Linked DNA regions of Mus musculus: regions 2 and 3 are each linked to region 1. Evidence: chromatin loops called from intact Hi-C (ENCODE). Cell type or tissue: heart. All regions are shown on one strand. Region 1 has its middle 34 kb from the start of Gm32718. Region 2 has its middle 11 kb from the start of Gm32492. Region 3 overlaps Nhlrc2 (NHL repeat containing 2).

Region 1 (2,500 bases):
AGAGGGTGTGGTGGGCCGCTGACAGAAAGAAGTGGCTGGCTGCAGGCTCCAAAGGGGACCTGTTCCCAGCTTGCCACTTGGATGGCACCTTTCAAAGCCCCACGGAGATACCAGGACAAAGGGATGAGAAGCTCCGCAGTGAGGGTGCGGCTCCTCCCCGCCTTTGAGCTCAGCGCAGCCCCGGAGCCGCCCTTGGCCGCTCTATGCTCCCTCCCTGGTGTCCTTTGATCCACCAGCTGCTCCAGCGGCCCTTTCGAGGAAGCCAGAGGAGGGGCGCCCAACTCCCCACTAGAGGGGAGGTAGAATTTCTTTGAAATGGAACAACCACGATCCTGTTGGCTTAATAGGAAGCTATCCACTGCAGACAAAGTTGGGTTTGCTTCCCATTTCCCCCTACCAAACCAAGATACTTCTTGGTCTTTTGCAAGAAAGCTCCCTTCAGTGAGGTGACTCTCATTCACAGAGAGGCTGGGTGGTTGGAAAACGTTCTTGTTAGGGGGTGAGAATGTAGCGCCTGCCCAGACAGGACAGTTCTCAGGCATGGCGTGAGAAGCCTCCTTGCTGTGTTCCTTCACACTGCCTTAAAGTTTATGAATCCTCCGCAGACCACACCTTGCTCTCCTGGCTGGTTCTGCTGTCACATTAAAACAGCTGTTTACAGACTGCTTGATCATTCCCACCCTGAACTCTTCCTGGACAGGAGAGAGCTACTCTAGAGTTTAGATGTTTAAAACAAAAACCCTTCCAGCTAGGCTCACAGCCTTATCTTCCAAACAACAGAAAGTAGAGCCTTTAGTAACACCATTCAGATTCAAGACCAGCTTCTCAGATTTCAGAGTGCCAGCAACTCTGTTTAATGTCCCAAAAGAACGATTTCTGAGCTTAAGAAATTACAGACCGAGAGAGCAGCAGAGTCGCTTGATGGAGTCGGAAGGTTGAGACCTAGGTCTGGCCAGGGTGAGGCAGAAAGATGATGTCACAGTGGTTCAGGCAAAGCGCCCGTAAGCACGTTGTCCTTTCTTCCAAATGTCTACCCTTGAGAGTAGGAAGTAAACTTTTCAAAGACGCTCTTGATGTTTTCTGGGTTAGAGTTTGGGCGAGAGTGAAGCCACACTCTAACACACTGTGTTGGGCTAGTGCCTGCCACTGAGACTGCTCTAAGGCTGTCTGTCACCTGACGCTGGAAGGCAAGAAGTACAGCTCACATTTCAGATACCTGAGGATCCTGAAGACGACAGCCAGGTTGATAAGCCTGGAGAGGGACACTCCCAGGGCAGGGTGGTGACAGCTGGTTGTTTGGTAACATTCCTCTGCCATCTAGTGGCACCAGCCTACACTTCCCTCTCAGATGAACTTCTTGGCGCTCCCACACTCCGACGGGAGTTTTTATTTCTTTCGTTCAAACTGAGTTTTTTAAATCAGCCATCTTAAGGGTCAGTGAGACGGTTCAGGAAGTGAGGGTGTTTCTCACCAAGTTGGAGCCTTAAGAGCCATTTGGCAGAAGGAATGTATCTATCTATCTACTCCCACAAGTGGTCTTTTGGCCTCCAAACACACTCAATGGCAACTGTGTGCATTTGCACATTAATGAAAAATCCATCTCAAGAGGTCCATCAGAGAAAAAGGCCCACTCCGCAGAACTGACTTTGAATCTGTGCCATGATGCCGGCCAGCCACTTCACCATGGGGATGCAGCCTGGTAATCTGTGACACGCGACAACTTGTTTCCTCCTACGAGTGTGCTTCCTAGTACAGAAGCCATCCACAGATGTAAAAAGCGTCCTTGCGGTCTCTATCCCTGGAAACAGGACTCCATGCTGTGTCTTCTCTATGTCTTGCTCTCTGAATTGTTTGAGGAGGTAGCAAAGACTTCAAGTTCATCATGCTGTTCTCCTGACTACAGCCTTCTGTCCTGCCTGAAGCCTTGTGCTGCCCTCAGGCCTCTGAGAGCCCTGTTCTAACTCTGGTGCTCTGAAGTCTGTGTTGACAACAGCAAACGTTTATTCAACACTACAAGATGCTCTCACTGCATCCAGATGCCACGGTAAAGATCCTCAGATAACTCCTTGGAGTGTATCTCCTATCGACAGCTTCTGCACACAAGGAGAATGACACAAGGTCAAACCGGTGACAGAAGCGAGACTTATGCTCAGGCAGATGCTAATATATACATTCTTAGCCATTTGGCCACTGCTTTGTTCATATTCCTCTGGTGCAATTTTAACTAACTTGTCTAATTTTTCAGGTGATCACAAGTCCAGCCGTGGGCTGGGGCTGCTTCTCAGTGGCAGAGCACGAGTATGTCTAAGGCCCTGGGTTTGACCCTCAGCAGTACAAAAGAACAAAAATTTAAAATAGGGCTGGGGTGAAGGTAGGCAGAAATGTTTGCCTTGAAAGTATGAGGACCTGCAGTTGGATCATCAGAAGCCATGTAAACTGGCTGCACAGTGCAAGGACCTGTCATTCCAAGCATGTGTCATGGTTGGGGTGGTCATAAGCC
Region 2 (2,500 bases), 97 kb before region 1:
AAGTGGCGCAAATGTCACCAGTGAGCAACACGTCACTGCTTGGGTGTCATCTGGCTTGTCCATTTACTTCCAGGTCTCTCTTGTGTATGAAACTGGTGACAGTGACCACCACGCTTCCACTGGCCACAAAATGGCTCCTGTCCCTGGACCTAAGGGTGGTTGTATGTTAGGCAGCTGTGTCTGGCTCCTCCACAGGACCCACCTGAGCTACTCTAGCCAGGTTTGAAGATGGACGTGAACACAAAGGACTGCAGGGGACTTGCAGAAGGCACACGTCAACTGCATGTGGAAAAAGACTTCTGGGCTCCTGATGCAGGGAGTCAACATGGCAGAGTGGCCTGTGCAGCCCCTGAGAAGAAACAAGGCCTAAAGGATGTTCAATTTCTCATTTCTACTTTTAGGAATGGATGGTATTTTGTTGGGGCCGGGGAGGGCCAGAGCAGGGCTGGGAATATAATGCACAGACTTCAATACATAAATGTGTAAGGTCTGCCTTTGTTTCGAAGTACGACCCTGATGAAGGACCATGGCATTTTGCTCATTATTAATGTGCTTTGAGAATGAGATTTCCTTTGGAACAAAGTGGCAAATGAAAACGAGACAGGAAGTGGCCCTGTAGCCCCAGACTTTGAAAGGTGTGTGGCTTGTGGATCAGCACAGGCTGCGGCTCCTCATCCGGTGTGCAGACCTACACTAACCTGACCTGTTCTGACTCAGCGTTCACTACCTCTCTGTCCCCACAGCGTTTGGATGGTGAAATTATAACCATCCGTTTCCTAAGTTCTCGGGGGACACTGTAGTGACATCCTTTCTATGGAGAACACCAAATTCAGAAGGATTCAGAACAAGGAGACTCTTATGGAGAGCTACCGTCCACCGTAAGTAAGAGCCAGTCAGTGGAGAGTCACAAGGTCAACTACTCAATTCAGCCGAGGGCCATGGTTGAAAGACTATAACAGAGGAAAAACTCAAACAGTGGAGAGAAAACTCATGGTCCCGGGCATGCGGCCATCTCCTTTGTGAAGTGTAAGCATGAACACAGGGAGTGAGGAAAAGCTGAGAAGCCACAGGAATTAGGCCTGCAGAACTATCGCCTGGCCTTCCTGACAGAAAGAAGTAGGCTGGTGTATGGGAGCCAGCCGCTAAATGTTCCCTGAAACTGCAACACCTCTGAGAGTCAGTGGTTAAACTGTTACAAGTTAGCCACGGCGAGGTATTTACATGGTAGAAATCAGTTAACACTGTGGGTCCTCTCCCATCTCCTGGCACACAGAGAGCAGGCCTGTGAAAGTCCTGCTGACAGCACCTAGCTATCTGTGAGCCGGCAATGGTAACTCTCACCACACACAAACCTGAAGCTGACGGTGACCTTAAAGTGCCTCATTGTACAAAGCAGCAGCCTCTGCCAACATCAGCTCCAAAGTTCCAGGAACAGACTTGGCTCTCACCTACAGCTAAGCATGCTGAAAGTCTCCAAGGGCTTCCAGGGCTTTGTCAGCTACATCCACACACCTGACGCTTGCTTAGGACCACAGACAGATCTTCTCACATGCATGCGTGTGTCATATGAATCAGATATCTCCTGAATGACTCCCCTGGGCACCGCATTTCACTGAGCAGCCGTTGTCCCAGGGACGGGCCCTCTGGAATGAAGGGAGCAGAGACAGGAAGGACTGCAGATATCTGTCGCCCCTGCACATGATCATCTCTTGCAGCTGTTGTAGGCTGTTTCCTCCAGGCTGCCTTGAATGAGAGCATCTGTGATCACCCACAGGAGACACTCACCAGGACCAGCCTATCAACATTCCCTTACGGGTGGAGAGAGGACTGCTAGGCTAATGAGCCTTTACAGATCCCCACATGAACCCAACCCTTACCCAGGTCATGTAAGACCTAATACGTGGACTGGGGATTGGGACCCCAAAGAGTCTTTAGTGCTACATCTTTTCATGATTCATCCACGCCACAGATGGGGCTCTTCAGCGGCATAGCTATTCATAAGCTGCCCAAGAGACTTCCTGTTTTAGATAGGGTTTTCCTGCTGTGAACAGACACCACGACCGAGGCAACTCTCTAATTGGACAACATTTCATCGAGGCTGGCTTACAGGTTCACAGGTTCAGTCCATTATCACCAAGGTGGAAGCAGGGCAGCATCCAGGCAGGCATGGTGCAGGAGGAGCTGAGAGTTCTACATCTTCATCTGGAGGCTGCTAGGAAAATACTGCCTTCCAGGCAGCTAGGGTGAAGGTCTTAAAACCCACGCCCACTGTGACATACCTATTCCAACAGGGCCACACCTTCTAAAAGTGCCACCCTGGGTCAAGCATAGGCAAACCATCACACTTCCCAAAAGGTCTAGGGGCCTTTGAGTTACCCATGCACCCGGAAGTAACTGCACACAAGCTCAGGTTCAGGCAAAGCTGGACGGGATCCTTTCTCTGGTCCGCGCTTCCTCTCCGCCTAGTGCTAACAGTCTTCACCACAGCCGTTTGCATCTG
Region 3 (2,500 bases), 210 kb before region 1:
GAAGACTTACTTTATGTAAGTTATACACATGATGTTAAACAAAATGTATCTGTGTTGTTTCCAGGCCTGAAGGAAAATGGAAGCCACCTGTAAGATTTAATTTCGTCAACTTGATAGACAGGATGTGGGATTATCTAGCAGACCAGTCAGGGCACGCCTCAGGGATTATCCATATTAGCACAACTGAAGTGAGGAAACACTCCTTAACTTTGAGGGGCAGCATCCCATGAGGCTGGGTTCCCCATGAATTAGGGTTCCTCATGAATTACTGAATTATAACCTTGCAGGACACCAGTATTTGGTGCTCTTTGCTTCACAGCTGGATGCCTCCCACTCCTGTCAGCAGGATTTTCCTGCAGTGGCACACTGGACCCTCAGACTGCGAGCCACAGCAAACCCTTCTTCAAGTCTCTTCTTGTTGACGATTTTGTCATAGCAACGAGAAGGGTACCTAATACACATGCTTTAAAGTCTTCCCCTGACTCCCAAACAAACAACCGTATTTGACTCTGCATCTCACAGCACCACCAGATGGAGCACCATGGCCCTCACATCACGTGGCCATCAAGACATAAACTAAGCTCTAGTTAAAGGTGCTCCTGATGCAAGCTGAAGACAGGGACAGAGGCAGCTTAACCAGCACCAGAAGAACAAGTCAAGTGCTTGGCAAACACAAAACCAACTCCTGGTTGGTTTGCTAGTTTGTTTATTCGTGGGCTTTTTGTTTCATTTTGTTTGTTTGTTTTCTCCTTTTTTCCCTCTTACTGCTTTTCTGTTTTGGGTGTTTTGTTTTTTGTCTATATTTTGAGAAAGAATGTAAAATTGAGTAGGTAGAGTGGTGGGAGTAATTAGAGGAAGGGAAAACATAATAAAAATACATTGTGTGAAAAATGTTAAAGAAAAAATAAAATGCAACAGTTTTGAAAAAAAGGAAAAAAAAAAGTAGGAGTAATTCTGAAGACTTAGAGCACAAATAGGTCCTAGTAAGAAATCCCCAATACCAAGCTTAAAATGTTAGCACAGGTTTGGATGCCCTAGTTCTAGCTTACCTTAAATGTTCAGGAAGGACGAGGATGGAAAGCGTAGAGAAGTCTGCTTTGGGACAAACATCAAATACACAAGCAGGGTGTGGTTCCTCTTAGATTCGGCCCCAAAGCGAAAGAAGGAAATGAAAGGGAAAGTTTAGGATCCAGTATGAAGGAAGGAGAATTACAGCCAGCACCTCCTCCATGAGTGGTGTCCATAAATGAAACTGCACAGAGAGCAGAGCTGTCAGAAGAGGGAGCTCTCAGGCTAGGAACCTGGTTTATAGGATGATAAGGTGGTCATAGCCATGCAGAACTACAGGAAAGAGAGTGTGTGGACATCCTCACTGAGAGTCACAGACTTAACAACTGTGTTCCTTTTTGGAGTAATATCTTCAAACAACACTTAAGACAAATGAAAACCAAGTTGGATCAGAAATACTAAAATTAAAAAGAAAAGAAGAAATGGGTATTGATTGACTTCAAGATTGTATTAGAAACGAAGTCTGAACGACAGGATGTAGAAGGGAGGATGACTGCGTGTAACGATGGAGTCGAGACTGCAGCGAAGTCGAGGGAGGCAGAGAGCTCTAGTGGGTGAGGCTGAGCCCCAGAAGACCAACAGTGCAGGGAGAGAGTGAGCGACTCAGAAGACAAGAGAAGGAGGTGCAGCGTGGGACTACTGGGAGAACCTCAGGAAAAGCCAACCACCCAAACTAATACCTGAAATTAGAATAGAAAAAGAAACCTAAATAGGGAAAAAAACAAAACAAAACAACCCTTCACTCTTCATCTTAAAAGGGCCTATAAGATACCAGGGACTATTAACCCAGAAAAGTCCAAAGAACAGCTTAATAAAACTGTTAAAATTACAGACCAAACCAAAAACGTCTTACGAGCTCCAGACTCACAAAAGCATGTGCATTAAACTTACTGGAGTTGTCCCAATAGATTGAAAAGCCAGGCCACATAAAGCCACGTTTCAGCACCCTGAAGGTATACAAACCAGGTATGGTACCCATTCCCTCTCCAAGCATCAAGGCTATAGCAAGCAGTGAGGAAGGTGAAGGATTCAGAGGGCGTGTGCTGCACGTGTGCATGGATGTCCCACAGGGGAGCTCTCGTCTCGTTCTGGCTGAGTAGGAAAGCTGCCCTGGACAGATAAGGATGTCCTGTGTACAGATCGGAGCTGAGATCAAAACTACACTGTAAGTAGAGGTGTATTTGATGGCCAGGGTTTGTTCTGAAAAAAATGGAGCTGATCAAAGTAACAAAGAATGAGGACTTACTGTAGGAGCTGACTGACCAGTCTGCAAGGGGCTGTTGCTTCTGTTTAGTATCTCAGTGGCAGATGGAGCCATGGATACAGAAAGACAAAGGAAAGAAGGACAAACTAGAATCCTTGTAGGCTCTGCTTTATTTAATGTGACTAGCAAGTGCTCTTTATTGTGGAGCAACACATTTCTGGACCATAG

Evidence for each region. A loop is a pair of places that touch in the nucleus more often than their neighbours do. Peaks named below come from ENCODE experiments on the same cell type or tissue, not always from the same donor. Only the 100,000 strongest peaks of a DNase experiment are listed, where the experiment ranks them.
Region 2: a loop joins it to region 1, with 3 times the contacts of the local background. A loop is called at or near these places in 3 of 42 quality-filtered maps.
Region 3: a loop joins it to region 1, with 7 times the contacts of the local background. A loop is called at or near these places in 21 of 42 quality-filtered maps.

What each region holds. Positions count from the first base shown.
Region 1 is chr19:56,775,901-56,778,400 of GRCm38, forward strand. No RefSeq gene overlaps it. Among named protein-coding and RNA genes, the nearest start is that of Gm32718, 34 kb to the left of the region's middle. In heart, a CTCF peak has its summit at 1,321 (motif pointing left); a DNase peak (open chromatin) is centred at 1,121; H3K4me3 peaks cover 1,302 bases; H3K27ac peaks cover 700 bases.
Region 2 is chr19:56,678,742-56,681,241 of GRCm38, forward strand. No RefSeq gene overlaps it. Among named protein-coding and RNA genes, the nearest start is that of Gm32492, 11 kb to the left of the region's middle. In heart, no CTCF peak of the experiment used is centred here; a DNase peak (open chromatin) is centred at 1,370; H3K27ac peaks cover 1,733 bases.
Region 3 is chr19:56,564,979-56,567,478 of GRCm38, forward strand. The region is part of intron 2 of Nhlrc2 (NHL repeat containing 2); the gene reads left to right. Among named protein-coding and RNA genes, the nearest start is that of Nhlrc2, 18 kb to the left of the region's middle. In heart, CTCF peaks have their summits at 526 (motif pointing right) and 1,274 (motif pointing right); a DNase peak (open chromatin) is centred at 1,263.